4 separate regions of the Homo sapiens genome follow, and all the other regions are linked to region 2. The links are chromatin loops, found by intact Hi-C in ENCODE. Cell type or tissue: endothelial cell of umbilical vein. All regions are shown on one strand.

Region 1 (8,000 bases), 620 kb after region 2:
TCTTATGTAGGATAAACTTTTTAGTAGATGTTTCTGCCCTTTGTTTAATAGCTTATATTAATATTTTTAGTTTATGATAGTAGTTAGCTGCTCTTCATTTAACTTTCTTATATTTTAGTTGATAAAGCTGCTATCCCCATAAAAATCACATATTCAAAATTGTAACACAACAGGAAATTTAGGAAATCACTAAGATTAAAAAAAGTTAGAGATAAATTAATTTAACTACAGCAGAAATATATTGGCAAGTCATCACCAACCTGTGTAAATATATCACTGGGCAGGAAGAAGGCAGAACAAATAATTGTTTCCCAAAATATCAATGCAAAGGAGCTGTTGAAAGACGTGCTGCAACTTTGGTACCATAATCAGGGGGAGCATGGAAAGGATCTCCCAAGTCAGACTCACCTCTATTCCTCTTCTCCGTCTTTAACCAAGCATAGATTTGCCATTGAATACAGCCTTTAGTTTGAAGAAATATAAATAACAAACATGAAAAGGATTAACTGCAAGGACTCATGAGAGCCTGGAATATCAATTAAAGAGATAGGAATAGAGACAGGAAAAGTTCTGGATGTACTAATTCTAAAGATTATAGCTTTTCATGTTTTCGTAGATCAATGAAAGCAAAGGAGAGTGGCACTGTATTGCAAATTCTCATAGTCACATGGAATTCTTAATGGTCAAAGGAAAAAGAAATAGTATAAAAATTATTAACCCATCTCTATTAATCATGATACAGTAAAAAACAAACCCACATTCTCATAGACATAATACAATAAAAGTTTATTTCCCATGTACACAGAACTGCTGTGGGTCTCAGACCATATGGCAAAGCAGCTGTTCTCCGCAAGCCAGATACCTCTAATTTTGTTTGACCAAACCAATTTATCACAACTCTGCTTACCATATCATTGCAACAAGGGTACAGAGAGAAACCGGTAAACCCTCCATGGGTTTTCCACTGCCAAAGACAAGATTTCTTTCCTAGTAACAGGGGTAAATATAGATATACATTTGCTTACAAGGAGAAGCAGACATTAGTAAATACTGCTAATGTCTACCAAACAACTTGGTAAGTATCTGCTTGATGTGTGGTAAATTTGGTCCAGAATTTTTAAACAACTTACTTTCTGAATGAGATTTTCTTAACCTTTCAAAAAACACACAAACAAAAAAACCCCAACAATTAATATAAACACTTATTTGGACATCACGGGTACCTCCCACCATGATAAAGTATTTTTAAATTTTATTCAGTACATAAAAGAATGAAAATAAATTTCAAAAATGGCAAAGTAAGACATTTTGAGTGAACCAGCTATAAAAAAAGAGAGCAAAGAGGTTCGGTGAAGAAATGGAAAGATAACCAAAGGAGATGGAATGTGAACGTATAGCGCTTATATAAGAAGACTAAGAAAGAAATAACACTATCAGGAGTATGATAACCATATTAAAAGCACCTTAAGTATAATAAAATGGAATTTAGAAAAAAGGGATAAAATGAGGAATGAAATAAAATAAGTGGAAACAAAGGATTAGAAGAAATAGTGAAATATTTATTATTGAAGAAACTAACAAATAAAATGCAGCTTAGCTGCCAGTGTTTCTGGAAAAAGAAATGAAGTGATGTAGTAGAAAACATATTTAACTGTAAAAAATCCAGGGGCCTCCCTCAGAGTGGCCCCCAATGACAGCCGCAGTTGAGATCTCAACACACTGCCAGCCAGCACTAATCAGCCGTGTCGGGGAGCTGCCTTGGAAATGAAAATGCCGGTCCCTGCCAAGCCACCCCAGTCGATGCCTTGTGGAACAGAGATGAGCCATTCCTGCCAAGCCCTACACAAAGTACAGATTTGGGGACACAAAAAATAATTATTATTTTAAGTCACTAAATGTTGGGGTGGTCTGTTATACCACAGTAGATAACCATATCTTTGGCATTATTTATTAAAACAAATAGGAAACCTTTCAGTAAAATGTGCTTTAAAACTGGATTACTCATACCAGATATCCATTCACTGGCACCTGCTGCTTGAAGACATGAAGAAAGAGACCATCTTCAGTGGGCCAAGGCGGGAGATCATTCTGCAGCTTTATAGGTATGAAGACTAGAGAAATGCGACTTGGATATATGTATTGTTGAAATGACTGATCCGTTTATATAGCTAACCAATTAAATAATTGTATTTCTTTTTAGGAATGCTATTCTGGATAATGACTGGAACATTTCAAACACAGTAGGTCCAAATGAAGATGCCGTGGAAGTAAGAGATAAGCAGTAGAATATATGTTGAGAATATCATCTTGTGAGTGCTTTAAGCAGAGAATATGTTACACTAAAATGTTCTTATTACTATTGCTATACATTTGTCTCTGTAAATTTGATTTATCAATGAAAAGGCCTATTTATCAGACAGTAATACAATGTAAATGTAACAATTAAATTACATAATGGAAGTATTTCCCAGGAGAAATATTTTGGCTTCGTTTACGGAAAAAAAAACCCAACTTATATAAGTTAAAAATATAAGCTAATGGGAAAGCTGCATTTGAAAGAACATTGTGAATTATTTCATAATTGTACATGCATTTGACAGTTACACTAGGCAAAGTAATAATATGGTTCTCTTAAAAGTCAGAACTCTGTCAAAATCTGTTTCTGGGGAAATTATTAGATTTAATAGGTAATTCATCTGCTTATATTTTCACATTGCTTAGTGATTTCTAACATATCTTGCAAGCAATCATACTCAAGGCTTTCTTGGTATTTTAATGAATACAAATTATCGCATTGAATCTCAAAAATTAAATCAAGCAGAATCCCATATTTCACTTGACATACAGACAGAAATATTGAGAAATCTGATGTTTGATCTCCTGTCATTTCTCTTAAGGGTACCCCTTCCAAAACTCTTTGTTGTTGTTTTCAGCTATATGTAAAAACTTTCACAGAAAAAATAGTTTTTGAACTGTTGAAAAACATCCAGTTTGTAGTTGTTAATACTTCTTTCCTGTATGTGGAAAAACAAACAAACAAACAAAATGGGTCTGAATCCAATTCATATGTAAATTGTGAATTACTACATCAGGCAAGTACATTAACTTTTAAATTTTTGATTCAGTACATTGTTGACTCCGACGTATTGCTGCGCCCACAAAATAATGAAACTACAATTTAATTTCTCTTGCCTTGATATTTGGCATGTGTATATTAATTATCCTCATTTTTCAGATTATGTAACAGATTTATTTATAAGTTTATTTGTGGAAAGAAGCCAAATAAATGTTTAAAAAGCATTTTCATCATAATTTCTAATAATTCAGAAGCCATTAAACATAATACCAATGCAATCCAATTTCCTCAGCATTATTCTAATATTTGTGTTTATAACAAATTAGAGTCACACTTGCATAAAATTTTAGAGTTGGAAGGAACCTCGGAGAGCAGTTCATTAAATTCCTAGTTTCACTGAGAAAGAGATTCAGAGAAGTTACAGAGACTTGACCAAAATTACTGAGAGAGTTAATTGTAAAGTTCCCACTTGAACCTATTTTTCCCAATTTCTGTTCCGGTACCATTTCCATTGACACAGAGCATATATCCCAAATTTCATGAATATACCTGAGAACATCTCAACATAAAAGTGGCAAGTAGCAAAATTGTTAAAAGTTGAAATTCCAAAACTATATATAATTTTATGGAAGAAAACGTTAGAAATATTACTTCCCCTTGTCAAAAAATTTGCTAATGTATGATTTTTGTTTTTTGTAAATCCTTTACCAGTGTTTATATGCATCACCTATAATTTTTTCTTTATTATTAATATAAAATATTTAATACATACCAAACCCAATATGTTATGTATTTTTATAAAGAAAAATAACGTATAAAAACTAAATCTGTTACATCACCAAAGAAACTGAATGTAGTAATAATTGGCACTAACTTTTCTACCTCGTCCTCACCCCATCTCCTGCCTCTCACTCATAAGTCACTACTATCTTGGGTCTTGTATTTAGCTTTCTCTTGTCTTGGTAAATTATTTTATCACATACATATGCATTGCTAGGAAACATATTTGTAAGTTTTATTTAGTTTTAAGCTTTACAAAAGTAGCCTTATTCTGCATGCAGTCCTCTGGGAATCACTTTCTCTCAACTTCAGGTTTCTAACCTTTATCTGGGATGATCCATGTAGATTTAGTCCATTCATTTTTACTGTTGCAAACGGTTCTCTTTTTGGTAGTATAAAGCAAATAATTCATCCCTTCTCTGAGGAAATAATGTTTTCTGAAATATCTTGAACATGACTCCTGAAGCACATCTGCAGACATTTCTCCAAGTTATAACTGATTCAGGACAACCGAGCCTCCAAACTGGGGTTTCGCCCAGGGAGGTTCCTGGCTTCACCTGGGAAAGAATTCAAGGTCAAGTGCGTGTTGTTAGACAGCAATCTCTCACTGAGTCGTGATGCTCCTTTCGGAGCAGGTCTAACTCACAGGCAGTGCTCCCAGAATCCCCAAAGGATGGGCTCTTGGCCACTGTACTTATTTCCACTTATACCCTCCTTCAATTACCTGCAAAATTAAGGGTCAGGCTAATACAAATTGAGGCTCAAGTTATTTAGAACTTTGTAGGGAAAGGGCGGCAATTTCCAGCTGGTTGCCATGGAGAGGGGCAGCAAACTCCTAGATATTGCCATAGCACTTGTAAATTGTCATGACGCTGGTGGGAGTGTCTTATGCTAATGAGCAATGAGGGCCGCTAGGGATTGCTTTGGTTACCATCTGCTGGTTCCTGCAAGTTTCTTCACTTCATAACTATGCATGGAATTTCTGGGTTGTATGCTGTACAAATGCCAAATTGTTTTCCAAGTTGGTTCTACCATTATCTTCCCGCAGAAATGTATACGAGTTCCTGTTGATCCATATCTTATCCAATAGTTCATATTGTTATGCTCTTTTATTCCCTTATTTCACAAGTGTAAAATGATTTCTCATTGTGGTTGTAACCTCCGTTTTTGGAATTTGTTGACGTTGAACATACATGTGTCCTCTTCTGTGAAGTTACTATTCAAAATTTCTTTTGAATAAGTGTCTCTGACTTGATAATTTATATTTTGTGTTTCAGTACTTGTCTGTTGTGTATGTTGTGAATATCTTCTAGATTTTGATTCATCTTCACTTTTTAAACTCTCCTTTATTGAACAGAACTTCTAAATTTAAAGGTAGTTGAGTGTTTCAATCTGTTATTTTAATTAGCACATTGGGTCTGTTAAGAAAATACTTTCCTATTAAAAGGTCAGAAAAATATTGTTTTATTTTCTAAAAGAGGTGTGTGTGTGTCTGTGTGTTGTGAAGCAGAAGTCTGATATCAGGTTTTATGGATCAAAAATATATATTATGTTTTTGTTTGTTTATGCATCAAAAATATATATTTGTTTATGCATCAAAATATATATATTATGCATCAAAAACATTTTGTTTATGCATCAAAAAAATATATTAATAGTTTATTAAACAGGTCCCACCAGGCCTGCTTTGTCATATATTGAAACTCCATAAGTATGTTCTGAGGCTTCTATCCTCTCCCTTAATTTTCATTGTTTTATTTTAAATTTTGATTATTTATGGATTATATCTAAGCCTCCACTTCTTTAGTTTCTTGGCTGGTCTTTCTTTTATATACATTTGAGATTTAGCTTGACCAGATCCATGAAAAAAAAAACTGTTGGTATTTGGACTTTCATAGAATATATCTCAACTTTGGGAGAATTGACATCTTTGGAACGCTATTTCTTTCCAACCAAGAGCATGGTATTTACTCTGTATGTTTACGGTCTTTTTAATGTAGAGTTTCAGCATTTTTTCCACGTATGTTTTGTACGCATTTTGTAAGATGTATTTTTAGTTGGTTTGTTGTTTATATTGATAGTGTACATAATAGGTTTTTGCTGTTTGTTTCTGACTGCTTTATTGAGATGTGATTGATGAAATGTGTTTTTAAACGCAATTTTAAAATTTTGGCTTTGGTATACATACTAAAAATATGCCAATTTTTTTCCAGTGAGCTTATACCTGTATAACATGCTACTCTCATATTATTGTGAGTAGTCTGCCTGTAATATTTCTTTTTAATTTCAAGGTAGATAATATAATTATAGTTACTTCTTCCGAATTCTTATGTTTTTATTCCTTTTTTTCTTTCCCTGCATTGTTTCCATGATCTAGTACATAGTTGAAGAGAATCTAAGAAAGCAAGCATCTTTGTGTTGCTCCTGATTTTAAAGATAATAGCTTCCAATTAATCCTTATTACAAGATATGTATGTTTATTTTTATTTGTCCCAAGTACATAGTACCATTTATATCTATAGATTTATGTTTTAATGAGATTTGGAATATTTTCAGCCATCATATCTTCAAATATTATCTCTCACTTATTTTCTCTACTGTCTCTAATTGTTGTGTATGTGATCTTCTCATTCTATCTTTAATACATTTTTATGATTATTTCATATTTTTGTCGTACCTCTTAATATTTCACTTTATCTTATATTATTTACTAGATTGTATTTTCCATTTCTCTGTTTCTTTTCAACTCCGTTTAATATATTGGTAAACTTTATGTCGACTTTCAAATTTAAATAATTAAATATACCTATATAATTAATGTTATATGATATATATTTAGACATACAGCCTAGAAGTTTTGTTTTCAAATTTCTGCATTTATCCCTGATAATGTGTTACTGCTGATCAGTCTTTGAAATTGTGTCTTTTTTAAATAAAATATTTATATATAATTATTCCATACTTTGTATTGAAAAATTCTAATATTTTTTGTCTTTGGGCACATTAAAACTTGTATGTATGCATATTCACTTATTTGTCATTGCTGATTTTCAATCTCAGTGGTCCAAACTCTCATATATTTGTGTTTATTGATTGAAAACTCATTGTTTGCTCTTAAATAGGAGTTGTGTGATGCTAAGTTGTGACACTCTGTTACAGAAAAGATTTGTTTCAATCAGTAGCCATGGGATGCCACTATCTCTGACTTGTCCAGCTCTACGTCTTTTAAGTATTTCAGTTCAGAGTTCACATCCTAGAGTGACATTCCTATGCCTCTAGTGATCCAAGTCTCCCTGTTTCCTTCACAGGGCTACTGGATGGTGACTTGATTGCACAATTTATTTGTGCACAATCTTCCTTTAATTCTTCATTGTGCTTTATCAATATATTAAGATACTGAGTCTGTAGTTCACACTTTTATTTTTATTTATTTATTTATTTATTATTTTATTTCAGTAGGTTTTTGGGGAGCAGGTGGTGTTTGGTTACATGAATAAGTTGTTTAGTGGTGATTTTTGAGATTTTGATGCACCCATCACCCGAGCAGTGTACACTGTACCCAATGTGTAGTCTTTTATCCCTCACCCCCCTCACCCTTTCCAAAAGACTTTCCCCAAAGTCCATTGTATCATTCTTACGCCTTTGCATCTTCATAGGTTAACTTAACTTCCACTTATGGGTGAGAACATAGGATGTTTGGTTTCCCATTCCCGAGTTACTTCACTAAGAATAATGGCCTCCAATTCCATCCAGGTTGCTGCAAATGTCTTTATTTTGTTCCTCTTTATGGCTGAGTAGTAATCTATGATATATATACATATATATGATATATATACCACAATTTGTTTATCCACCCATTGATTGATTGGCATTTGGACTGGTTCTATATTTCTGCAATTGTAAATTGTAAATTGTGCTGCTGTAGTTCACACTTTTACATAGAGAACTTGCTTCACTAGTTAGAATTGATTATAAAATGCTATTTTAAAACTACATTAAAGCAGATTATCAATCTACATATAGGGAAGGAGATTTTATTGCTAAGATATTTACAAAGGTAATGAAAATATAGTACTTTTGTCATATGTGTTCCTATATCCTTTAAAACTCCAAGCAGAGGCCTATAGATACATGGACAGAAAAA
Region 2 (8,000 bases):
GAACATTGGCGAGAAACTAGTTAAATTTTATTTGCAGTTAAAAGTAAGTTTATATTGGATAATGCTATTGCATTTCCCACAAAAATTAAAAGCATCAAAATGATACATCAACATCAATTTAAAGCAGGCCACGTGTCTAACTGTACAAGCCTGTTAAACTCTCAAACCTGCACCAACGTGTTATGTAGAGTTCCCTGGGCTTTTGATTTCTCGTCTTTGAAATGAGGAGGTTGGGACACATAATTTCTTAAATACCTTTTCATTTTTATTGATGTGTCTGATTATGTATAAAAAGTACTTACAGGGAAAATAATCAGTTTGATCTCCCTTGTAAAACAGGAATATGTTTTATAGAATCTTTCCCCATCTGAGAGAAGAGCAAACCATTTCCCATCAAGTCAATGTATAGGATTGTGTGTGTGTGTTGTGTGTTGCGTGTTTTGGGGTAGGTAGGGATGCCCTTTTATAGTTAATATAATAATAAATTGATTCTGTTTTAATTTGAAATATCTACAGTGTCTAAATTACCAAATCCTTAATTATCCAGTTACCAGCAATGACTTCCAAGTCCCATGGATTTAGATACATTTGAAATAAACCACCAGCTACCTCAAATCTTGGAAAAAAGCCCATTGCCCAGCTCAAAAATTACAAAACTTCCCAAATGTTTATATATGCAAGGTCACGTCTGTCTCAAAGTTTATCTTCAGCTGTTTTCTTCTGTTGCACCTTCCCTAGCACAGAACTCAAATTTACAGCTCAAAGACAGGAGAGGGAAATCTTTTAAAATTTATTTAAAAATGGAATACCCTCTCTATTATCAATTGGTTGCATACAGTATCCTATGCAAGTTCTCAAAAGCTAATCAGCTAGTCCTCTACAGAGATACTATTTCTGGCCACTTGACTGTAAGTTCCAGTTTCCTCCAAGATTGCCTCCTCCTTTTTCCCCACTTCTCTCTTTAGCATCCCCTCAGTCCCGTTTACACCTGCTAACTCTGTCGTCTCCCTTAAGCCCTTAGGTTTAGAATCACTCTTTTCAAATTCTAAGTGGCAGGAAATTCATTTTCCTAAACAAAGATGGCTTCTTCCTAACTGTAATGTGGGTAGGACTATTAAAATCATGTATGCACAAATCTGTGTGACTGCATGGCTCTCTGTGTGTACCCCAATTGATATTCACTCTTTAGGAAATGTTCCAATCTTTAAACAGGCCCCCATAACTCTGGCTCTCATGACACCTCATGATGAGCAGTTTTGTTGAATTCGCTGTCATGCCCCATGGACCCACTACCATGTAGGTGAAAGAGAGCACTGACTCTGGCAAAGCCAGCCTGTACCAGGACATGCTTCCCCATATTTGCAGCTTGGGTTCTGTGTTTCACCTGGCAGGAGGAAGACCTTGTGGACAGCTGTGCTGCAGCTAACCCACTGGCAGCAGCCTTTTGGGGGAAAAGTGCTGGAACCTTTGCAGGGTTGCCTTGTGCCTTCTTCTTGATGTTTCTGGGAATATGCAAAACTTCAAAGAATAAGCAACAATCACTTGTGTCCCTGTGATTCCTGATAGGTCATGCATGCAATCTTGTGGCAGCTTTTCAAGAGCAGCCTTGTCAGTTGTGTGTGGGTGCATGAAGCAGGCATGTGCAGACCATTTATCACATGATGTTTGCACTAATTAATGAACAAATGAGTAAAGTTTAAAAGAGGGATGGGGCCGGGCGCGGTGGCTCACGCCTGTAATCCCAGCACTTTGGGAGGCTGAGGCGGGCGGATCACGAGTTCAGGAGATCGAGACCATCCTGGCTAACACGTTGAAACCCTGTCTCTACTAAAAATACAAAACAAATTAGCCGGGCGTGGTGGCGGGCGCCTGTAGTCCCAGCTACTCGGGAGGCTGAGGCAGGAGAATGGTGTGAACCTGGGAGGTGGAGCTTGCAGTGAGCCGAGATCGCGCCACTGCACTCCAGGCTGGGTGACACAGCAAGACTCTGTCTCACAAAAAAAAAAAAAAAATGAGGGGTGGGCAGCAAGCTCAACTGGTGCTTTAAAAACACGACACAGTACTTGAGAGTATGTTTTGAAAACTAAACTAAACTTTGTATTTTCTAATTAACTATTCTCAACAGATCTCTCCTGACCATGCCGTTCATTGCCCTTGCTGTCTTCCTGATTTTCCTTTTTGGGTCTGAGTAATTTAAAGAGACTGACTTTGTGATTATAAAAAAGAGGTACAACATGAGATCTCCAATTACTGCAGACCACTGTGAGCTGGCGCAGTTAATCTTAACACCATACCTTAAATTAATTTAATTAAGTCATTACTTATGCTGTGTAGTCATAACTCATAGACTCTAGAAATAACAGCAAAATTAGGTTGTATACTTAATAAATTTCACTGTAGGTGGCATCACAGGCTGACAAGATCTGACTTAAAGAGAAGGATTCAAGATATCCAGTTGTTTTATAAATCCCAGGAGGTTTACATAACCCAGATCATAAGAAAATCTAAGCGAAGTTCTATGTTGAGGTCTGATTGGAAAAAGACATAAGCTCTGGATTTAAAAGTAAGTTGAGTATATATGGATTTTTATCTTGGGTCTAATTATTAGGTTATTACAAAAGTAATTATGTTTTTTGGCATTATTTTCAAATGGCAAAAACCGCAGTTACTTTTGCAACAGCCTAATATTTAATAGCCTTGCTTCTTTCTTGGAAACTGTTCTTGTTACTTTGAGTCTCTACCAGTCCCATCTTTTCTTGTTCACGATGTAATGTCTGTTTGGACAGATGTATCAAAGTACCTTAATCTAAGACACCAAATAGGAGAAAAACCTACACTTTTCTCCCATATAAATCCAGCATTATTCTCTTCTATTACATTTTTCACATAGACTGTAAATTAAAAAAAAAAAAAAACACACACACACACATTCTTGGTAATTGTCATGAAAATGGTATCTGCTGAAATATTTATGGAAACATCTGCGGTAGGTGAAGAGTCCCACAGCAGAGGAGCTATTTGTGCTTGTCTTAGTGACACGGGCTGGTTCTTCAGGTGACTCAGAACGTGTGTTCAAATTTGGTATTTGACAATTATCTCGGACACATGCAGAGAACCTCTCTTCCTCAAAAGCAGTTTAGAGAAGCTTAAACTTGGAAAAGTTGTACTTTCTCTGGTTAAACATAAGACTGGTAATAAAGGCAGCAATCTTTGTTCTAAGGTGAGGGAACTTGAGGCTTTGGAGCAGTAGCTTTGGAATTCCTAAAAGTTTAACAGCATTGAAGCTACTTGAAAATGGTGCATCGGGAGCCCATCCAGACTTGTAACTAATAACAGTCCTGGCAGGACACCACGCACCTCCTGCTTAGCGTCAGCTGTGACTAATACCCACAGCCACCTAGGGGAACAATGGCATTTTATTTGCTACATCACATGGCGAAAGAGCAACATTAGCCCACATCTCGTCTGTGACTCGGAGATCCAGTCTCCAAGCACTGACTGGTAGGGAAAGGCATTTCGTGTGGACAGTAAAATTCCCTCCACCACCAGTGGGAGCTCTTTACTTAACTGTTGTTCAGAGCAAGTCCGTAGGAGAATGAAATTCCAGTTCCACAGCCCTCACTGAAGCAAAGGGGTCGGCCTCTGTGGAACTCACAGAAGTTTGTGTGTTTGTGTATGTGAGTGCAGGTGTGTGCCTGTGTATTATGTTTGTTTTATGTCATTTTAGATGTGTTAAAAAAATAACAGAACAGAAATGGAGAAAGGAATGCTATTGTCAAAAAAGGAAAGAGGGGAAAGAAGTTACATTACGAAGCTAGCTTAGTAACCCCCAAACTTCCCACACAATTGTTCAAACTTAGTCCTTGCAGGTCAGTGCCCTATAGGGCTTCAAAGCTTTTCTGCTGTTTGAGGCCTCTCCCCCAGCACCTGCCTCTCACACACACCCCTGTTGTGGTCTTTTTCCCCCAAACTCATATATTTTGTTCTGTTCTAGTCCAAGTAGTTTAAAAAAAGCTTCCCTATTGAAACCACACACAAATACCGGAATCCAAGTATTTTTGAAGAGCTTTCTTTTGTTGTTATTTTTTTGTTCCTTTTTACTTAAGAGAACAAGAAATTAGAGGATTGCCAAAAATAGAAATGGAGAAAAACGAAGATGAATGTAACAATGAATACGTGAGATATTTTAAATGTCTAAACTGGTACAATTCAAATTATAAATGACATTATGGTCTGTGTTGCATTTGGCAGGAGTTGTTGCATGGAGATTGTATGGCAGGAGCCCATTTTCCTTCCCTGAAGCCAAGCTGGGTGTGTGGAGGGTGTCAATCGAATTAGGAGAGATTGTGTTGCTTTTGGTGGGGGTGTAGGTGGGGCAATTTGTGAGTCCTCAAGCCTGCCTTCTATGCCTCACTCACTAACTAGAAAGGTTATTCAGTGCAAGAACCATGATTAACAAGCAGCTGTCAGCTGAGTGTGATGGCTCACGCCTGTAATCCCAGCGTTTTGGGAGACTGACAAAGGAGGATGACTTGAGGCCAGGAGTTCTAGGCTGCAGTGAGCTATGATGGCGTCACTGCACTCCAGCCTGGGCAACAGAGCTAGACCCTGTCTCAAATGAACACATAAACTAACAAGCAACTGTCAAAAAGCATCCTCAAAAGTGGGAGTGCACAAGGCCACTGGCCAATAAGGCTAATAAAATGAGCCCAGTCTTCCCCCCGAACACAGTGGATTTCCATCTATGCGATAACGTCGTCGGAGCATTGTCCCTGCATGAACTTGACCTTGTCTTCTGATTCTACTTCTCAGATTCAGCAAGAGAAAAGAAGGGCCTGTAAAGGAAAGAGAAAGAGAGAGGCTGTCAAAGGTGCGTAGCTGCCATCTTGCTTCAGTGAGTGAGGCCGTGGCACCTCCAAATGTCCCCTCAGGAAAAAAATTCTGAAAAAGCCACGAGGAAATATTAGAAAAGCAATGAGCATTGGGATTTTGACATGGCTTTGGGATGCAATATAGCTAGTAGTTCATTGAATCGCAGACAGTATTGTGGAGGGGCAATAGAAAACGCAAACGTTGATGAGAGCAGGTGTTCTCTAAGCTCTTGTTGTCTTAACCAGGATTTAGATGATGCTCAGAGAAAGGTGAGAGCTCTGGGAATTTGGAAGTTGAGCCTAGAGAAAATTGAACTGGAGCAATAAAATCTAGAATCTACATAGATTTATTTAAATTTATATTCATGTACTAATAAATATTAAGGACATGCTTTATTATAAGACTTTTTATTGATTTTTTTGCAGATGCTGTTTATGTCCTTTTTTTCAAAAACAAAAAGAACTTTAAAAAATATCATCAAAATTATGTATATTTTTTCAGGATTAGAAGAGAGAGAATGTGATGTTTTATTTAAACTGGAAGTTAAAGCAAAATCGCAGGGAGAGACAATTACAAGATAAGTAGGTAAGGTAACTATTGCCCATAGGAAGCTCTAACCTTCTGTTGTAGGCAAAATTCTAGGAAGTTTCCAAGATTTTAGTCCTGTGGTTATTCAATTAAACACTAATCTAGGTGCTGCTGTGATGGGATTTGCAGATGTAATTAAGGTCCCAGATGAGTTAACTACAACATATGGAGAATACCTGAGCGAGCATAGCTTAATCAGGTGAGTCCATAGAATGCACAGTTTGCTCAGGCTGGGTGCAGAGGTCAGAGAGATTCAAAGTGTGGGAGAGAGTTGATGTGAGGGACCCATCTGCTGTCATGGCCTGAGAGCCCCATGGGATGGAGAGTGAGGGAGGTATCTGGGAATTGAGGGCAGATCCTGGCTGGCAGTAGAAAGGGAACAGGGACCTTAGTCCTAGTGTTTCAGGGAACTGGGTTCTGCTGGTAACTAGAATGAACTTGGTAGAACCCTCGGAACTCCTGGAGAGCACAGCTGACCCCTTGAGTTCAGCCTCACGAGGCCCGCAGCAGAGAATGGTGGGACCCTCTGAGACTTCTGACCCACAGAACTGCGAGATGATAAATAAGTGTGGTTTCATATGGTCTGGATCTGTGTTCCCACCCAAATCTCATGCTCAATCGTAATTCCCAATGTTGGAGGTGGGGCCACGTGGGGAGAGATTGGATCATGGGGGCGATTTCTCCTGCATGGTTTAATACCACCCCTCTTGGTACTGTCCTTGTGAGTGAGTTTCTCATGAGTTCTGGTTGTTTAAGTGGGTGGCACCTCCTCGCTCTCTCTCTCGCTCCTGCTCGCACCATGGGAGATGGCTCACACCCTCTCTGCTTTCCACCAAGATTGGAAGCTCCCAGAGGCCTCCCCAGAAGCAGAAGCCACTATGCTTCCTGTACAGCCTGGGGAACCACGAGTCAGTTTTATTTGTGTTTTATTAAGTTCCTTTTTGATTATTTATTTTAATTTATGAAGGGAAAGCTAAATTCTTGTAATAGATCACCACTATATACTTAAAATTATTCCAAGTTCCGAATAGTGGAACTATGGAACACAAACTGCTAGAAAATTGGAAATTCCCTTCGGTGTTCATGTGCGTGTTTGTGTGTGTGTGTGTGTGTGTGTGTGTGTGTGTGTGTGTAAGTGACCCCCCCTTTTAATTTGCAGACATTTCTACTTTGAGTTGAGTAGTAGAAAGAAGTAGAGACATGTTAAATGTCAGATGATTAAAAAGTTATTCTGTCATGATTTCTATTTAACTTTGGGAATCAGTGAAGAAATTGTTAGAGCAATAACTATACAATGCCTTCTAAAGAAAATTGAATAATATCTGCCCCACCCCTTTCAAGTAAATAAATAATCTCATTATTACAGTAATGAAAACAAGTTAGGGAATTTCCCAAGAACGTAGGGAGCCAAACTTTATCCTAGTATCTGCCTGATAGAATCAACAGGTCCATATTTGCCAAATGTAGCAAGGGTATACCTCACATCTTTGGCATAGATAATGAAAGAAAGCTTAGAAAGTACTAAGGGAACAAAAGAGATTTCCTCACTTCTCTCCTGGACACTGTTTCTGTCCACATTTTATTTTTTTTCCAGGCTCTACCCTGAATTCACGTATTATGAAATAAAAAGACATCTTCTTCTTGTATTTTCTTGTCAATAGTGTATCTGTGTGGGCAGGGATTCTAAAGTCGAAACACTTTTGGAAGCAGCAGGAACCTAACTTAAAAATTACGTAAAGAAGTGGATGAAGTGAGATGGTGCTGTGAGAGCTCTCTGCCTGCCGAGCACTTTAAAATTTTTCTGTCTACTTTTTTATGATCTAAAAATATCCAGAACAGATCAACTAAGACTGCAAATAAGGAAATAAGGATGGGGGAAAGGCAATCAGATATTGAAAAATATTTATCTTAAAAAGCAAAGAAAAATTAAAGAACATTTTAACCAACAATAGAACAGTTTTTTCTGGTTATTACTAACATAGTATACATGGAAATTTTATAATGTAATCTCCTAAGTCAATGTGTAGCAAATGATTGCAGAAAATGAACATTTCAAGCCTTCTCTCCCACCTCCTTATCTTTTGTTACTTATTTTGAAAAAGTTTTTCAGAGATGCCTATAGAAGTTACCGTGGATATATTCAAATCTAGAGAAAGAGATAAACTTAGTAAGTTTCAAGGGTCTAGCTTCATTTATCTACTTCTGGTTTGACCACATTAAACACTAAGCTGATACTCAAAGATATGAATTCATCTTAAAACAAAACAAAACAAAAAAACAAAATCAGACAAGTAACTCCTAGAAGTATTGTTTCTACAGGCAATAACTATTTAACATTTATAGGGACTTCAACTGATAGAGGAGATGATTGGGAATCTATGGGGATCTTGTCAGGGTTTGGTAAAATCGACTTTGTTTTGTTGGGTTGGTTAGTTAGTTGCTCTTATGTAACAATTGGGGAGTCAATCATTTAAAATATATCCTAGCTAATTTAGAGTTCTCCTTCCCTCCCTTAATAGCATATTAAATAGATCCTTAAA
Region 3 (8,000 bases), 1.7 Mb before region 2:
CACCCTCTCTACCTCCTTTCTTCTCCACCCCATCCCATTTCCCTATCAACATGATGCTTAGTGACTTCCTCTCCCTCAAGCCCATTCTTCATCAGAGCCATTCTCTGCTTTGCCATCACTCTCTGAGCCTGGAATACCCATCTCTTTCCCATTTCGGTTCCCTGCTTATCTACAAAGACCCAGCTCAAATGTTCCTCCTCTATAAATTCCCAGAGCAGGCAGCCTCCTGCTCTGTACTCTCCATGATGTAGTCTAGGATGGCTATTTCACATCTCTTTGTCTTTCTTTATGTGTTCTGATCTCTGCCTTTTCAACTAAACTAAACTTTATGAGGCAGAGTCTATGTTTTTCATTTTGTGTACAATTGCCTTGCATTGGGCCTGGCATGTCACAGGTGTCAATAAATGTTTGTCAATTGAATAAATGAAAGTGTGTCACTTTTCTGGCTAATGTCATATATTTTTCATTTTGCTCTAGGTCTCCAGAAAAGAGCATCCATTGAGCTGAGTGGAATGAACTCAGTTAGTTGCTATAAAGTCTATACCTCGTCTAGCCTTTCAGTGATGATTCATTTATCCATTCTTTCATGTAATGCGCAGTTGTTGAGCATTTTCTATCAGGTGTTTTACCAGCCATTGAGAATGAAAAGATATCTAGGCCAGATATCACATCAGCTTGCTTGGAGCCCTTCTAGGAAGGGAAAGGAGCTACAAAAACTAGACTTGTCTCCTTACACGATCTGTGACAACTGTGAGCCTTCTGGCAGTTTGTTTCTAGCTCTTCTTTCAGTTTCAGCAAAAACTCGAGTGAGCTGAGGGCAGGACAAGTTGACGTATCGATCTAGTTATAAATGCTTCTAAAAGGTCCCTCCTGGCTTTGGTAATGTCTGGGCTCAGACACCTCTGCAAAGCTGAATTATTTCTAGGTCAACCATTTTGAGGTTCCTTCCTCCCAGATGAATGGTTAAAAACTCAGATAAGAAGTATTTTTTTAAGTAATGCAAGGTGGAAAGTGAATGGCTTTTGTTTAGTTTCAAACCGATTCCTCATCTTAGGAAGACAGAAGAGCGCTGATGATATCCTGGTGCTGTCGTTTATTTGTGGTGAATTTGCTAATTAAACGCCCACTCCCTTTTCTATTCCTCTCTGCTCAGCCTTCAGAAGAGTGCTGGCATCTGACTTAAGCAAAAGGGAGGAGCGAGTTTTCTAAGGTGGCAGAATGCCAACATCCCTTTGCCTTCTGTTGTCTTGTGAGTGATGCCAAGTCATCTGGTGGCTACTTGTAGTAGAGGAAAGGATTATTAATTGTTCTCTGATAATTCGCTCAAGGATTCTTTAACCTCTTGACTTAAAGTAGCTATGGCAGAGATATTAGAATGACAAACCCAAGGGCACGTAGTAGAATTAATATTCTGCAAAGACCAAAGTTTTGCACAGGTCCCATTTTACTTGTTTTCACGTCACTCCCGTATCTCTGGTGAAGTGGATAGGATGAATTGATAGAGTAGCAAAGCAAAGACAAATGACCACATCTCTTCCCAGCCACGGGGTGACCCGGCTTGCACAGTAATGAGTATAAACAGCAGGCACTCTGAGGCTAAGGAGAGAAAAATGCTGACAGAGCACTTGCTTTGATTGGATTTATAATATTATAGGGAGAAATGGAAAGCGAGAGGGAGAGATAGGAAGGGTGAGGCAATACGGAGTGAGGACGTGGAGACCTATTTATGGCTGTTTCGTGGTCATAACTCAGCTGCTTTGTTTTGCCCACTCAGTGAACTGACCTTCTTCAATCCTTTTGTTTGACAGCCTCAGGGAATAAATTCCTCCTTAATCCACCTCCTAGGCCCAGCTGAGGTAGTGGGAACAGAGCAGCTTCGCACAGAACCAATAAGTTCACTTCCCAGAGGCGAAAGGGTAATTTGTCCTGCCTGTTCACTCCATCACTGCCCTTGCTGTTCTGCGGGTGCACAGGGTACCAATTAGTGCTAATTGCTGCCGATGGTGGTGAAAGATTCTGTGACAAGTCTCTGCTGAGAACAGGGCTGACCCCTAACTCATTTCATGTAGAGCATGCCCATGAGACCAGGTACTTTGGGATAGTACAACAGTGTGGATGGGCGGGAAAGAAAGATCCTTGGCAAGAGCACAGGCCTGTCTTGCTACAGTCCACTAACAGCTACTGAAAACCACAGTTAATTTTTCCAGAAAGAGGAATTTTGCCATTGCTCCTCCAGATCTTACTTTGATGTGGAAGGATCCAAAAGTATCCCCAAAGTAAGAGTCAATCTAATTATATCTGGAGTACAAATTCACTGCTTCACTTCTGCCTAGCAAAGCAGCCAGAGATCTTTATGCCCAGTGAAATAAATTTTTAACAGACTTGCTATAATGTGTCAAAGTTTCCTGAATAAAGTTGAGCGAGTAAGCATGGCTTTTAAGATCTTTCAACGTGATGGACAAGAAAATATCCACGTAGAGAGAAGTAGGGCTGCTTATTGCAATTAGCCACATTATTGCATCTGGAAAATCCTCTCCAAGGAGGATCAGAGGTCCTGGCATCACACATTTAAATTAATATAAAAGAGGTGCTTTGCATTAGCCAAGGAAAAGTTGAGAGTTTTCTGATTTGGCCACTGTACTCTTGAAAAAGGTAGTTCATTTCATATCTAAAGTAGCCAGAGATAGCTTCAACAATTGCCAGCTACCAGTTATAAATAGCTTTCCTCTCTGAAACAAAGCCTCATCTTTCAAATTGCTTCTTTCTTAAGGAAAAAGAAAAACCCTGAGATTCTTTCAGCACTCGCCAGCTGTTCCAGATGTTATGATTCCACATCTAGGGCCACGTTCTGAACTAAAAATATATACATGAGCTTGACTTCCAACTTCTTCACTAAAGTAACATCATAAATTATCTTATTTGTCCCTTTGTTATGTTCCAGAAGTGTTGGTAAGTAGTTTTTAAGGGGAGAGAGAATTTGATCCTCATTTTTTCCGTGAAACCTCTTATGACAAATAGTAAATTTCACTCATAAGATTGTAACCTAGTCCATTAGAGTGTAGTCCAGACTTCTTTTTACTTATAATGAAAAGTAAAAAAATATCCTATTGTTATCATAATCATAAAAACAAGAGAAAATAAATAAATTGGATAACAGAAACTTTTGAAAGTGGGACTTAAAATAATTTGATTAGAGACAGATCTTGGTGGTAGTCTGAAAAGACTTGGATGTTTCCAGAGCCCGTGGAATCAAACAGTTCCTACTACGGCCACCAGATGGCCCTATGAGACCGGAGCTTTTCGTGTAGATGCTGGCGGTGGTAGTGGTAGTGGTGGCAGTAACTATGGTTTCAGGATGGGTTGGGACTCAGGCAGAAAGCAGCAACCGCCCAGCCTTCACGTTGGCTGCATCTCCTCCAACAGTTCTCCATCTCAAACATTCACCAGTTAGTGTGACATTTTAAAAATGGAACTTGGATGATCACATTTTCTTGCTCAAAACTCTCGAATGGTTTCTCAGTATGTGTAGAATAAATTCCAGACTCCTTACTCTGGTTTACAAGGCCCTACATGATCTGGTACATAGCTACTGTTCTGACCTTATTGCGGCCCACTCTTCCTCTAATCTTTTTTTAAGACGGACTCTCGCTCTGTCGCCAAGCTGGAGTGCAGTGGCGCGATCTCGGCTCACTGCAACCTCCACCTCCTGGGCTCAAGCGATTCTCCTGCTTCAGCCTCCTGAGTCGCTAGGACTACAGGCATGTGCCTCCACACCCGACTAATTTGTGTATTTTTGGTGGAGACAGGGTTTCACCATGATGACCAGGCTGGTCTGGAATTCCTGACCTCAGGTGATCCGCCTGACTCAGACTCCTAAGGTGCTGGGATGACAGGCGTGAGCCACCGCGCCCGGCCGTCCCCCGTTAATCTTACTCCAGCCACACAGCCTTTTCGTATTTCTATTTATTTATTTACTTTAAGTTCTGGGATACATGTGCAGAACCTTTTTGTATTTCTTGAAGGGGCAAAGCTCCTTCAGAGCTTGTGCATTAATTGTCTCATTTGCCTCAGATGCTCTTATTCATATCACCAAATGGCTCAGATCTTATCCTTCAGCCCTCAACTCAACATCCATGTAGAGTAAAGCCATCCAATCCAAAGCATTAACTCAGCTGCTTCCCAATCTATCACTTTAGTTTTCTGACTAAGCCTTAATCGTGATTTCTTTCTTCCTTCCCTTACTTTCTTTCCCCTTCTTTTCTCTTTTCCTTTTTTCCTTTCCTCCCTCCCTCCCTTCCTTTCTCTTCCTCTTTCTTTCTTTCGCTTTCCTCCCTCCGTCCCTCCCTCTCTCCCTCCTTTCTTCCCTCCTTCCCTTCCCTTCCTTCCTTCCCTCCTTTCCTTCCTTCCTTCCTTCCTTCCTTCCTTCCTTCCTTCATCTTCCTATTTACTTATCTAATGTATGATCTATGTATTATCAGTTTATCTCCACTGGAATGTAAACAGCATGAGAGCAGGATTTTTTTTTTTTTAAAGTTCATTGTTATTTATCTCATCATTAGGACCATGGCTGTTCTTGTATAGAGAATGAATAAATGGATGTTTGAGATATTTGTAAGTTAGGCATTTATAGTACAAGTATGGTACATCCACAGATTACTAGCATTTGGATAATTTGTAATGGTAAAATTTATCATAAATTAGTTAAGTTTTTTCATTTACCAAACAGTTACTGAACAGTAACTAAGTGCCAGGCATTGTGATGGGCACTAGAGATAATCCAGTGCTGAATGCTAGCAAGAAAAATTATGTTCTGAGAGCTCAGGCTCTATACCAAGGGCTTTTACATATTATCTCATTTAGTACTTACAACAGTATTCTGAGACAAGTTCTTTAGTCTCTAATTTCATTTTACAGAGTAAGAAACAAATTTAGTCAAGATAAGTAATATACCCAAGATAACATGACTGTTGCATTGTGGAACCGGGACTCAACCTGGTATGACGTAGTCCATCCTGAAGGAATCAACAAAGACAAACAATGGGACTAGACTCCAAGCATGTCTGGCAATAGAAGTATCAGGCAGAGATAACAGCATGACTAAAGACATAAAACAAGTTACCAAAATGTGAACAAGACTATCAGAATATTCCAGATGTATCTAACAAAGAACCATATAGAATTTCTAGAAAGAAAAAAATAGTAATTGAAATACAAATCTCAGTGGATAAGATAAAGTCTAGCTAGATTTAAAGAGAGTAGTAAACAGATGAAGAGAGAATTTGTGAACTAGATGACTGATCTTAGGAAATTATCAAGATTACAGCACAGAAAGATTAAGTGATGGAAATATATTAAAGAGAAGTTTAGAGATGTAGACAACAGAATTGGAAGGCCCAATATATTTCTAGTAGAAATTCTAGGTGAAAGAAGAGAAAGAAGGTAAAGGCCAATAGTTAAAGAGTTGATGGCTAAAACTTTCAGAAAATTGATTAAAGCCATAAATTGACTAAATTTCTTTCTTTTTTTAAAAAAATTCTATGTTAGGTTCAGGGGTACATGCACAGGTTTGTTATATAGGCAGATTGCATATTGTGAGGGTTTGGTGTACAAATATTTCATCACCCGTGTAATAAGCATAGCACCTAATAGGTAGTTTTTCAATCCTCACCCTCCTCCCACCCTTTACCCTCAAGTAAGCCCTGGTGTCTGCTGTTCCCTGCTTTATATCTCTATGTACTCAATGTTTAGCTGCCACTTACAACAAATATGCAGTATTTTGTTTTCTGTTCCTGTGATAGTTTGCTTAGAATAATGACCTCTAGCTCCATTCATGTTACTGCAAAGGACATGATCTCATTCTTTTTTATGGCTACATAGTATTCCATACTGTATATGCACCACATTTTCTGTATCTAGTCTACCATCGATGGACATTTGGGATGATTCCATACATTTGCTATTGTGATTAGTGCTGCAATGAATTTGCATGCATGTGTCTTTATGGTAGAATGATTTATATTCCTTTGGGAATATACTTAATAATGGGATTGCTGGGTCAAGTGGTAATTCTGCTTTGAGTTCTTTGATAAATCATCAAACTGCTTTCCACAGTGGCTGAACTAATTTACACTCCCACCAGCAGTATATGAGCATTCCCTTTTCACCACAACCCCACCAGCATCTGTTATCTTTTGACTTTTTAGTAATAGCCATTATGACCGGTGTGACATGGTATCTCATTGTGGTTTTGGTGTGCATTTCTCTAATAATTAGTGACGCTGAGTATTTTTTCATATGCTTGCTGACTGTGTATGTCTTCTTTTCAGAAGTATCTGTTCATGTCCTTTGCCCACTTTTTAATGGGGTTGCTTTTTTCTTGTAATTTTGTTTAAGTTTTTTGTAGATGCTGGATATCAGGCCTTTGTCAGATGGGTAGATTGCAAAAATTTCTCCCATTCTGTAGGTTGTCTGTGTACTATCTTGATAGTTTCTTTTTGCTGTGTAGAAGCTCTTTAGTATAATTAAGTCCCAGTTTCAGTTTTTGTGTTTGTTTTGCAATTGCTTTTGGAGGCTTCATCATGAAATCTTTGCCAGAGCTTATGTCCGGAATAGTATTTCCTAGGTTATCTTCTAGAGTTTTTATAGTTTTAAATTTTGCATTTAAGTCTTTAATCCATCTTGAGTTGATTTTTGTATATGGTGTGAGGAAGGGGTCTAGTTTCAATCTTTTGCATATAGCTAACCATTTATTCCAGCACCATTTATTGAATAGAGAGTCCTTTCTCCATTGCTTGTTTTTGTCACCTTTGTCAAAGATCAGATGGTTGTAGGTGTGCAGCATTATTTCTGGGCTTTCTATTCTGCTCCATTGGTCTATGTGTTTGTTTTTGTACAAGTATCATGCTATTTTGATTGTGTAGCCTTGAAGTATAGTTTGAAGTTGGGGAATGTGATACCTCCAGCTTTGTTCTTTTTGCTTAGGATTACTCTGGCTATTTGAGCTCTTTTTTGGTTCCATAGGAATTTTAAGATAGTTTTCTTCTACTTCTGTGAAGAATGCCATTGGTAGTTTGATAGGAATAGCATTGAATCTGTAAATTGCTTTGGGCCATATGGCCATTTTAACAATATTGATTATTCCTATCCATGAGCATGGAATGTTTTTCCATTGTTTGTGTCATCTCTGATTTCTTTGAGCAGGGTTTGGTAATTCTCATTGTAAAGATCCTTTCACTTCCCTGATTAGTTATATTCCTAGGTATTTTTTTATGGCTATTGTGAATGGGATTGTGTTCTTGATACAGCTCTCAGCTTGAATGTTATTGGTGTATAGGAATCCTACTGATATTTTTACATTGATTTTGTATCCTGAGACTTTGTTGAAGTTGTTTATCAAGTCAAGGAGCTTTTGGATAGAGACTATAGGGTTTTCTAGGTGTAGAATCATATTGCATAAATTGACTAAATTTCATAAATCAGATTAAAAAATGCAACGTGTCCTGAGCTGAATAAATAAATCCACACCTAAACACATCTTGATGGAACTTCAGAACACCACAGGCAAACAGATCTTATAAGCAACCAGAGAAAAAGACATAGCTCTCCTACAAAAGGATAACCATTAAACCAAAAGAAGCCTCATCAGCCAAAATAGATGTTAGAATATAATAGAATAATATTTTCAAAGTGCTGAGGGAAAATCATGGTTAATAAATATTCTATACTTAAACTGTATTTCAAGAGGCAAAATAAAAAAAGACACTTAAAGAAGACTGAGTTAGTGTGCCACCAACAAAGTTCTTGATTCAAAACGTCCTGTGTAAGAGGTGCTTCAGGAAGAAGGAAACTGAACTCAGAAGGAAGGGGTGAGCTGTGAGAATGAAGGTGAATGTGCGGCTCCATGTATATAAGCATCATCCACTTAAAACCACGGAGGCGGTGACTGTGAAGGGTGGCAAAGTCAAGATGGAACTCGATCGCTGCACAACATAATATGTCAC
Region 4 (8,000 bases), 250 kb before region 2:
GATCCTACAAGGATGATGTATTAGTCATTTCTCACACTGCTAATAAAGACATACCCAAGACTGGGTAATGTATAAAGGAAAGATGTTTAATTGACTCACAGTTCAGCATGGCCTGGGAGGCCTCAGGAAACTTACAGTCATGGCAGAAAGGGAAACAAACATGTCCCTCTTCACACAGTGGCAGCAAGGAGAAGCGCTGAGCAAAAGGGGCAAAAGCCCTTTATAAAACCATCAGATCTCATAAGAACTCACTCACTATCACAAGAACAGCAGCATGGGGGTCACCACACCCATGATTCACTTACCTCCCACCAGGTCCCTCCCATGACATGTGGGGATTATGGGGACTACAATTTAAGATGAGATTTGGGTGGAGACACAGCCAAACCATATCAGATAACATGATATTAATGTTAAGTCATCCAAAGACAATAAAGAAATTTAATATTGTGAAATAAGACTCTATCTGAGATACTACTATGGTTATGAGAATAATTTGATTGAATGTGTGCATATGTGAGCATGAGTGTGTGTGAGTGTGTGTGTGTGCATAATTTACTTTAAAGGGAATTTTAAAAAGAAAGTTTCAGGTAAGTTTGGGTATTAATTAACTTAATTATTGTCATAAATTTAGAGAATTCCAAGGTGATGACTACTCGGCTAGTACTTCATAGTAGAAAGAGCACAAACTTTAGTGACTAACTTACATGGAATCCAATGCTTGTTGCACGGTACACCAGTTGTTTGACTTTGGACATATGACATAACCCTCTCATGCCTCAAATTCCACATTTAGAGCATGAGAAAAATAGTGAGTATAACATAATGTCTGGCATAGAGAAGAAGGCTCTTGGTAAGTGTTAGGTCATTTCCTCCCCCACTTTCACTCTTCACGGAATAGGCAAGTCCTAGTAGTTTGGTTAAAACTCTTGGTTTCATTCATTATTTTCACTTTATAAAAATACTCAGATTCTCCTTAGTGCCTAAATTACTCAGTGAATTAAAAGAAAGTGTCATTGAAACCTATGTTACATTTATGGATCTTTTAAGCATATAAGCACTGCAGTTATCTTATTTACAAAGATGCTATTATTCACCTACTATAAATCAAGCTTACAATGGCTCATTCTCAACTGTACAATGTAAAAGATAATAGAAGACATTATTAATCTTTACTTACATTGAGAGTAAAAAGGTCATATGTTCGTTTGAGCTTACGTAGAGGGTATTGTGGTATATTGGAGTAGAATTCGGCTACCTTGCAGGTTAGTCCAAATGCATCTACCTGCCACAGGACCTACTGAGGCTTCCTGGTCCTCTTCTCTAATTTGGGGCCACCATAGTTATGGTATAGGCTAAAGATAAGCCTCTATTTATAAAAAAAAATAGAACCTTAGCTTTACAGAGATAGGAGAAACTTGGATAATAAGAACACATCTGAATTTATACATGAAGGTCTGGAGTCATAAATAAGTAAAATGATTTGCTCGAGGTCACATGGCAGAGTCAGGTAGGAAACTCCTGTATGCTAGTAACTCCTCTTTTCTCCACCATATCATACAGGAGAGTTTTCATTCTTTTTGTGTTCTTATGATTCCATGCACTGGAGCATATAACAGCACTATTGAATCTTCTCAGACTATAGAAAATTTGAAGCCTTAACTTTATTTTAATCTATGGTTTAGCTATATATTCAGAAGTCATTATGGGCACTGTAACTCCCTCTTTTACTCTATAAAATATTTTACATGGTGCATATTTTATACAAAAACACAAAATAGGTGATCAGTAAAAATTGAATGGTCATTTAATTTTGAAATAGATTGCAGATGATATTCTCTTATAATAATGAAATACTTTCAAAATACCCCCAAATTATTGTTATGCACTGAAAGTTAGTTGTATTGACTATAGCTCATAGCAAAAGTGCCACTGGCAAGAATTTGGAAATCTTTGTTATATAGGGGGTGTTTTAATATGTGTTTTAATGGTATTTGCACACAGCAATGCACTTGTAGAATATTACTAGCTTTAGGCTTTCTCTAACCCTGAACAAACTCAATTCCCAAGCTCCCAGAGCAATTTTTAAGCAGAAAGGGAGAAGGCAGATCTGAAGACAAACATATAGTAGTGATCCCATACTAGGTGAAAATCAGAATTGAAAATGGTAGGGTCAAACACTATTTAATAGTTGTGGCACAATATTCTGACCACTATTACTTTGACATGCTGGGGTGGAGGGTAAGCAAGACCATCTCAGTGGAAAAGAGTACTGTCATTATGATGTGCTCCAGATTTCGAGGCAAAAACTTACATCATAGCAATATTAATAGTAAGGATACGCAATATTTATTAATCACTTACTAGGTGCTTTTGCTGAAAAAGTGTTCTTTAGTTCTGAGATATGTTTAATCTTTGGAAGAAGTCTGTTTGATATACTATAAATTTTTCTATTTTTGTCCAGAATAATACATCTATTAATGGATACATCAGGGACTAAAATACAATTATTTATAAATCCATAGTAATCAAATAATATAATATAGCATCTTTCCATATGAAGTCCTAGTAATCATTTTTGCCAATCTAAATATAAGAAAGAAAATAAAAAATATGAATAATAAAAGCCATAAAAATATTACTTAATATTAGTGATTTGAGACATGAGCGTGTTTCTGGACTCTTGATGTTACATATGTCATAATTGCCCTGTTTTCTTGGGAAATAAAACTCTGAGGAAACTCATAAAAAGATTTGTTTTATAGAAATATTTTGAGAATAAGAAAAATTTTGTTTATTATTATATACAGTCTAAGATATCAGAAATGTTTAAAATCATTTTAATTGTCTATATTTTCTATGTATTAGTCTACATTTCCTGAAAAGTTCATTTTATTCCATTTTTAAAAGCTTATAGATGAAAAATTTTAAGAGAGACACATTTAGTTGAGTATTGAATTCTAGAAGTAGATAATCCACAGGGAAAGCATGGACTAGTTCCACTGACATTTTATGGGTCCTATTGGATCTCAGTTACATAGTTCTTTTTTCAATCTTTAAGGGTTTTAATGGATTTAGCAGATTAATAAAATTTGTTTTCCTCTAAATCTTTTAACCTTTCACTTTTTATTACATGGTGCAGCACACACTGTTTTCACATAGAGGGCAGCTTTGTCCCTCTGAATTGCAGACTCTCTGCCATTTGTACAGCCTTCTCCAGACAGACAAAACTGAGCAGAGTCCAAAACATTATAATAACATTTGTCTCCGATGTTGATGAGGGCCAACACATATTAATTTGTCATTTGCTGCATATTTATCCACCAGATTGCAGACTATTTCCAGACTGAGGCAGTTAAAAGCCTTTATTAAAAATGATGCTTTTGAAATCTAATTTATGTCAGCATGCATATATTTTTGTCTAATTTTTTTATGTTTTACAAGCTAATAATATTTCAAAAGTGACAAACAGGAATGTTAGATTTATGAATCTATTTTTTAATTAATTTCTCTTATTACAAAGTCATTTTATTTCTCTTTTTGCTATTCCAGCCTTAAATATTTTAGAGGGTACCATTACAGTGGTAGCTGGTAGTTACCATGACAATCATAATTTTAAGCAACTCTGCCTCAGACCTTTATAGTGAGATATTATCAAACAAATAGGATGCATAAAGGAATCAGGGTAAGTAATGCAATAAATATTTGAACAGAGTTTTTCTAATCCCACATATAGAAGCAAAGGGTAAGTGTGAAGTTTGTGTTTACATATGCGGCTATGCTAATATCTATAACAATGTTAATTTCCAAGTTATTAAAAACATATAAAGTTTTTTATAAGGATAAGTGTGAATTGCAAAACAGTGCAGACTCAATCTATACATACAACTTAAAATGTCTTCACAGAAACATTTTTGCTATAAAAGGGAAAGTAAGAAAATAAAAGGAAAAAGAAATCACATTTTAAACATTGAAGAAATACATGTTTGACAAATATTTTTACAAGCAAACTACATGAAACCATCTGATATGTTGCTACATACTTGTATTGCGACATGAATAACCTATGACATTGATTTTCGATTAATAACCTATGGCATTGGTTGTCAATATATGTTATTCACCCGGCTAATGTGACATTTTAAGGTCTGATTGTTGACTTCTTCTGGACTTTAGGCTTTGGTCCATATGCTATAAGTGATATAAAGATTTAGAAATATGGTCTTTGCCTACTACAAGCTTAAAATATAATAAGGAAAATAGAAAAATAAATAAGTATGGTATAATAAACATTCCAAATTTATGGTACAAATAATAAGCAATATAGAAATCAGATGAAATTATCAAACTAGAATCTTTATTGTACAGGTCTGAGAAAATACTAAATGTCAGCTGGTGGCATCCCAAAAACTGAGCTTGATGCCTGATGCTGCTACTTATTTTCACGTGTCATTTACAAAGTTTCTTTTTCTCTCTAAGCTTCATGCATTCATCGGATAGCAACCCTGTGTTGGTTTGGTCACGCAGTTATAACAGAGCACCACACACTGGAAGGTTTAAACAGGAGATATTTAGTTTCTTAAAATCCTGGAAAGCAGAAATCTGATATCACTGTGTTAGCAGGGTTGGTTTCTTCTTTTTTTTAATTTAATTTAATTTAATTTTTTGAGACGGAGTCTGGCTCTGTCGCCCAGGCTGGAGTGCAGTGGCGCGATCTCGGCTCACTGCAAGCTCCGCCTCCCGGGTTCACGCCATTCTCCTGCCTCAGCCTCCGGAGTAGCTGGGACTACAGGCGCCCGCAACCACGCCCGGCTAATTTTTCTATTTTTAGTAGAGACAGGGTTTCACCGTGTTAGCCAGAATGGTCTCGATCTCCTGACCTTGTGATTCACCCGCCTCGGCCTCCCAAAGTGCTGGGATTACAGGCGTGAGCCACCGCGCCCGGCCCAGGGTTGGTTTCTTCTGAGGCCTCTCTCCTTGGCTTGCAGATGGCTATCTTCTCCATGTCTTCATGTGGTCTTCCCGTGTGGTGCGTCTGTGTCTAAACCTCTTCTTGTAAGGACACCAGTCATAGTAAGTTCAAGTCCATCCTAGCTGCCTCATTGTAACTTAATTACCTCTTTAAGGACCCATCTGCAAATACGGTCACATTCTGAGGAACTGGGGTTTAGCACTTTGATATATAAATTTGGGGGTAAAACCGCAGCTTATAAGAATCACTAATAGTACTCATGTCATGTGAATGTTGTTAAAATAGGCTATTACTTGTGAAAACACATTGTAAACTTAAAATGGGTAATCAAGGTTAAATGGTGCTTTAGGCAGGGTAGGCATCAACTGCTATCAAACACACAAAAATAATAATTCTCAGGGACTTAAGACAATAAAAATATGATACAAACCCATGAAAAATCCAATGTAGATGTTCCCAGTAAGCACACGGTGAATTGAAGATGTAGGCTAGTTCCATCATGTTGTAAGGTCTTGGTGTCCTTTCCTGAATTCTGTGCTTCCAGGCAAGAGGTGGAAAAAGATAGTATAGGAAATGTGTAGGGAGGACGTGTGAGAGGATCAGGCCCAGAAGTGGCAACCACCCTCCCACACACATTCCACATTCCATGAACAACAGTCCCGTGGTCCCAACCAGATATGAGGAGCCTGGGAAATATGGTCTAGTAGTGAACAAAGAAAGGGATAAAGAATATAGGTCTTCTTAATTGTGGTGAAAAATTAGTAAGAAATTTTCCAAAAAAAATTAGCCAATCCTTGCCATAAAAATTATCTGTACATTTATTTTAATTGGACTTTGAAACATAAGTAGGCGTCCAAAGATGAAAATGGGGCAGTGATTACATTCTAAAGAAAATGATATGACCAATAGATAAAAAATGTATGATTCTTTAAATCAAGGAAATACAATGTAGAGGTGAAAAGTCTGTAGCTAGGGCCTGGGGGTTATATTCCTGCTTCTTCCATATTTTTAGCCGAGAAGCAATCCATTGTTAAATTCTCTAAGCTTCAGTTCCTTCCAAAGTCAATTACCCACAGTATTACCTTATTGCTACTATAATATAACATCTCATAGGTATTTTTGTTAGAATTAACATGGAGAATATGAATTGAGTAATTTGCACATCTCATGGTGTATTGTGAGCACTTAATTAAGACTCAATAATATTGTGATGTTCCATGGCAACAGCGGACAAAGATCTACTGCCTAAACCAGTGTATTTTTTCATCTCTATTTCCTAATTTGGTCGAAGTTAATATCTTATTAACTGAAGAAGTTATAATGAAAACTGTGAAGATGAAGGCAGAACACATAGCTTGGAGGATCATGTTAGATGCTCACACTGAAGACCCAATCAAGTACTATTGCCGCTACTTGCTTGGCAATAGTACGTGATTGGGTCTTCAGTTTTTAAAAATTTTAGTAGTTTATGGTTCAAGAGTTCTAGGGAAATTCCACAAAGATATTTTTCAAAATGGTGTCCAAAACTACATGTATTCATTCTGAGAGGAAACTTACCCACCTCATCTCACCCAGAACCCATTTCAATGAAAAGATTGACTTGCTTAATTAGACTCACACAGAGTTTTGGTTCTGCTCCTCCGGTTGAATCTTTGACAAAATTCAAGCTAAAGAAATTTTGGAATTTCACTATGAATACTTCTTGGCATTAGTGATAACTGTTGGAGACTAGACCTTTGTCCATAGACTGGCTAAAAAGTGAGTTAACTTCAAAAATAGCCCCTGAGAACATTCATTTGCTTGGGCACTTACCAGAGAAGCACTCAGGACTTGGACATGATTATAAACCAAAATGTCAACACTATGAATTACATGTAGAAATAAAGAGGCAGCCAGAGTGGGCTCTAGAGCACAGCTGGTGGAGGCGCCACAAATCCGATGACCTTAAGCGTATGGCAACTGTTGTCTTCCAGCTGGGACTTCTGGGTGTCACTCAGTGCTATTATCCCAAAGCAGATTACCAGAATTAGCTCTCAAATCATTTAAGGCTCAAACTTCAGAAAATCTAAATAAGCAAATGAGCATGTACCTAGAGACCATATATTTAACGAAACACATGTTCGGCAATATTTCAAAACAGATCTATATAAATTTCCCAAACTTTGTATTGTAATGTAAAATATCATAACTTAGATCATTTCTACCTACCTAAATATTCCTAAGAGAATTCAAATTGTTAACTGAGTTTGGGGTGATTTCTGTATCTCATAACTGTAACTGTGAATTTGAATATATATATGTATACATATATTTTATTTTTCCAATACTAGCAGTAGTAGGGATCAGTCAAATTAGCTAAACCAGATTGAGGAGTCAAAAACATTATAATTATAAAAAACTCAGTGGCTTTCAGGTTGCAAATGTTAAGTTTACTCTCTAATTATCTATTATATGTTGTAAAGTTATACATATATTTAGTAACATTTACCTTGTAAGAAATATCAAAAGACAATAATAAACATAATAATAAAAAATCTCTCTTTTGGATAGTAAATGTTGCATTTATCCTCTGATTATCTATTAGATACTTAAAAGGTATATATAAATTTAGTAACATTTACCTAGTAAGAAATATCAGAAGACAAAAAAATAGTTAAGCGTATTATGATAATAAAAAAACTCAATTAGTTTCTTCTAGATAGTAAATGTTAAATTTACTTTCTGATTAGCTATTATATATTTAAAATATATATTTAAATTGAGTAACATTTACCTAGTAAGAAATATCAAAAGACAAAAAAACGTAGTTCACGCATGTGGAACCATATAAAATGAAGCATTTAACATTGTATACATCTATCAAAATAGTCAAAACATATATATTTTTAAAGTCTATTTTTGTCTTGTGTTGTGGGAAATGGTGGAAAATACATTCCAAATTTAAAGCTTATTAAGCAAAGCCAAATAGCATTGGCAGATGGATACGTTATCCTGAAAGCCTAGATAGCTGCCTTTTCTGGCTCAGGAG

The links. Peaks named below come from ENCODE experiments on the same cell type or tissue, not always from the same donor. Only the 100,000 strongest peaks of a DNase experiment are listed, where the experiment ranks them.
Region 1: it touches region 2 in a loop (4-fold over the local background); 10 of 110 quality-filtered maps call a loop at or near these places.
Region 3: it touches region 2 in a loop (4-fold over the local background); 3 of 110 quality-filtered maps call a loop at or near these places.
Region 4: a loop joins it to region 2, with 2.7 times the contacts of the local background. A loop is called at or near these places in 8 of 110 quality-filtered maps.

What each region holds. Positions count from the first base shown.
Region 1 is chr13:105,191,462-105,199,461 of GRCh38, forward strand. No RefSeq gene overlaps it. Among named protein-coding and RNA genes, the nearest start is that of DAOA, 270 kb to the right of the region's middle. In endothelial cell of umbilical vein, no CTCF peak of the experiment used is centred here; a DNase peak (open chromatin) is centred at 4,820; H3K27ac peaks cover 1,084 bases.
Region 2 is chr13:104,568,287-104,576,286 of GRCh38, forward strand. No RefSeq gene overlaps it. Among named protein-coding and RNA genes, the nearest start is that of DAOA, 890 kb to the right of the region's middle. In endothelial cell of umbilical vein, a CTCF peak has its summit at 3,558; a DNase peak (open chromatin) is centred at 3,525; H3K27ac peaks cover 217 bases.
Region 3 is chr13:102,912,908-102,920,907 of GRCh38, forward strand. No RefSeq gene overlaps it. Among named protein-coding and RNA genes, the nearest start is that of ERCC5, 71 kb to the left of the region's middle. RefSeq lists an enhancer at 3,442-3,551. In endothelial cell of umbilical vein, a CTCF peak has its summit at 3,268 (motif pointing right); DNase peaks (open chromatin) are centred at 1,224 and 3,304; H3K27me3 peaks cover 365 bases.
Region 4 is chr13:104,315,048-104,323,047 of GRCh38, forward strand. No RefSeq gene overlaps it. Among named protein-coding and RNA genes, the nearest start is that of LINC01309, 890 kb to the left of the region's middle. In endothelial cell of umbilical vein, a CTCF peak has its summit at 3,167; a DNase peak (open chromatin) is centred at 784; H3K27ac peaks cover 2,373 bases.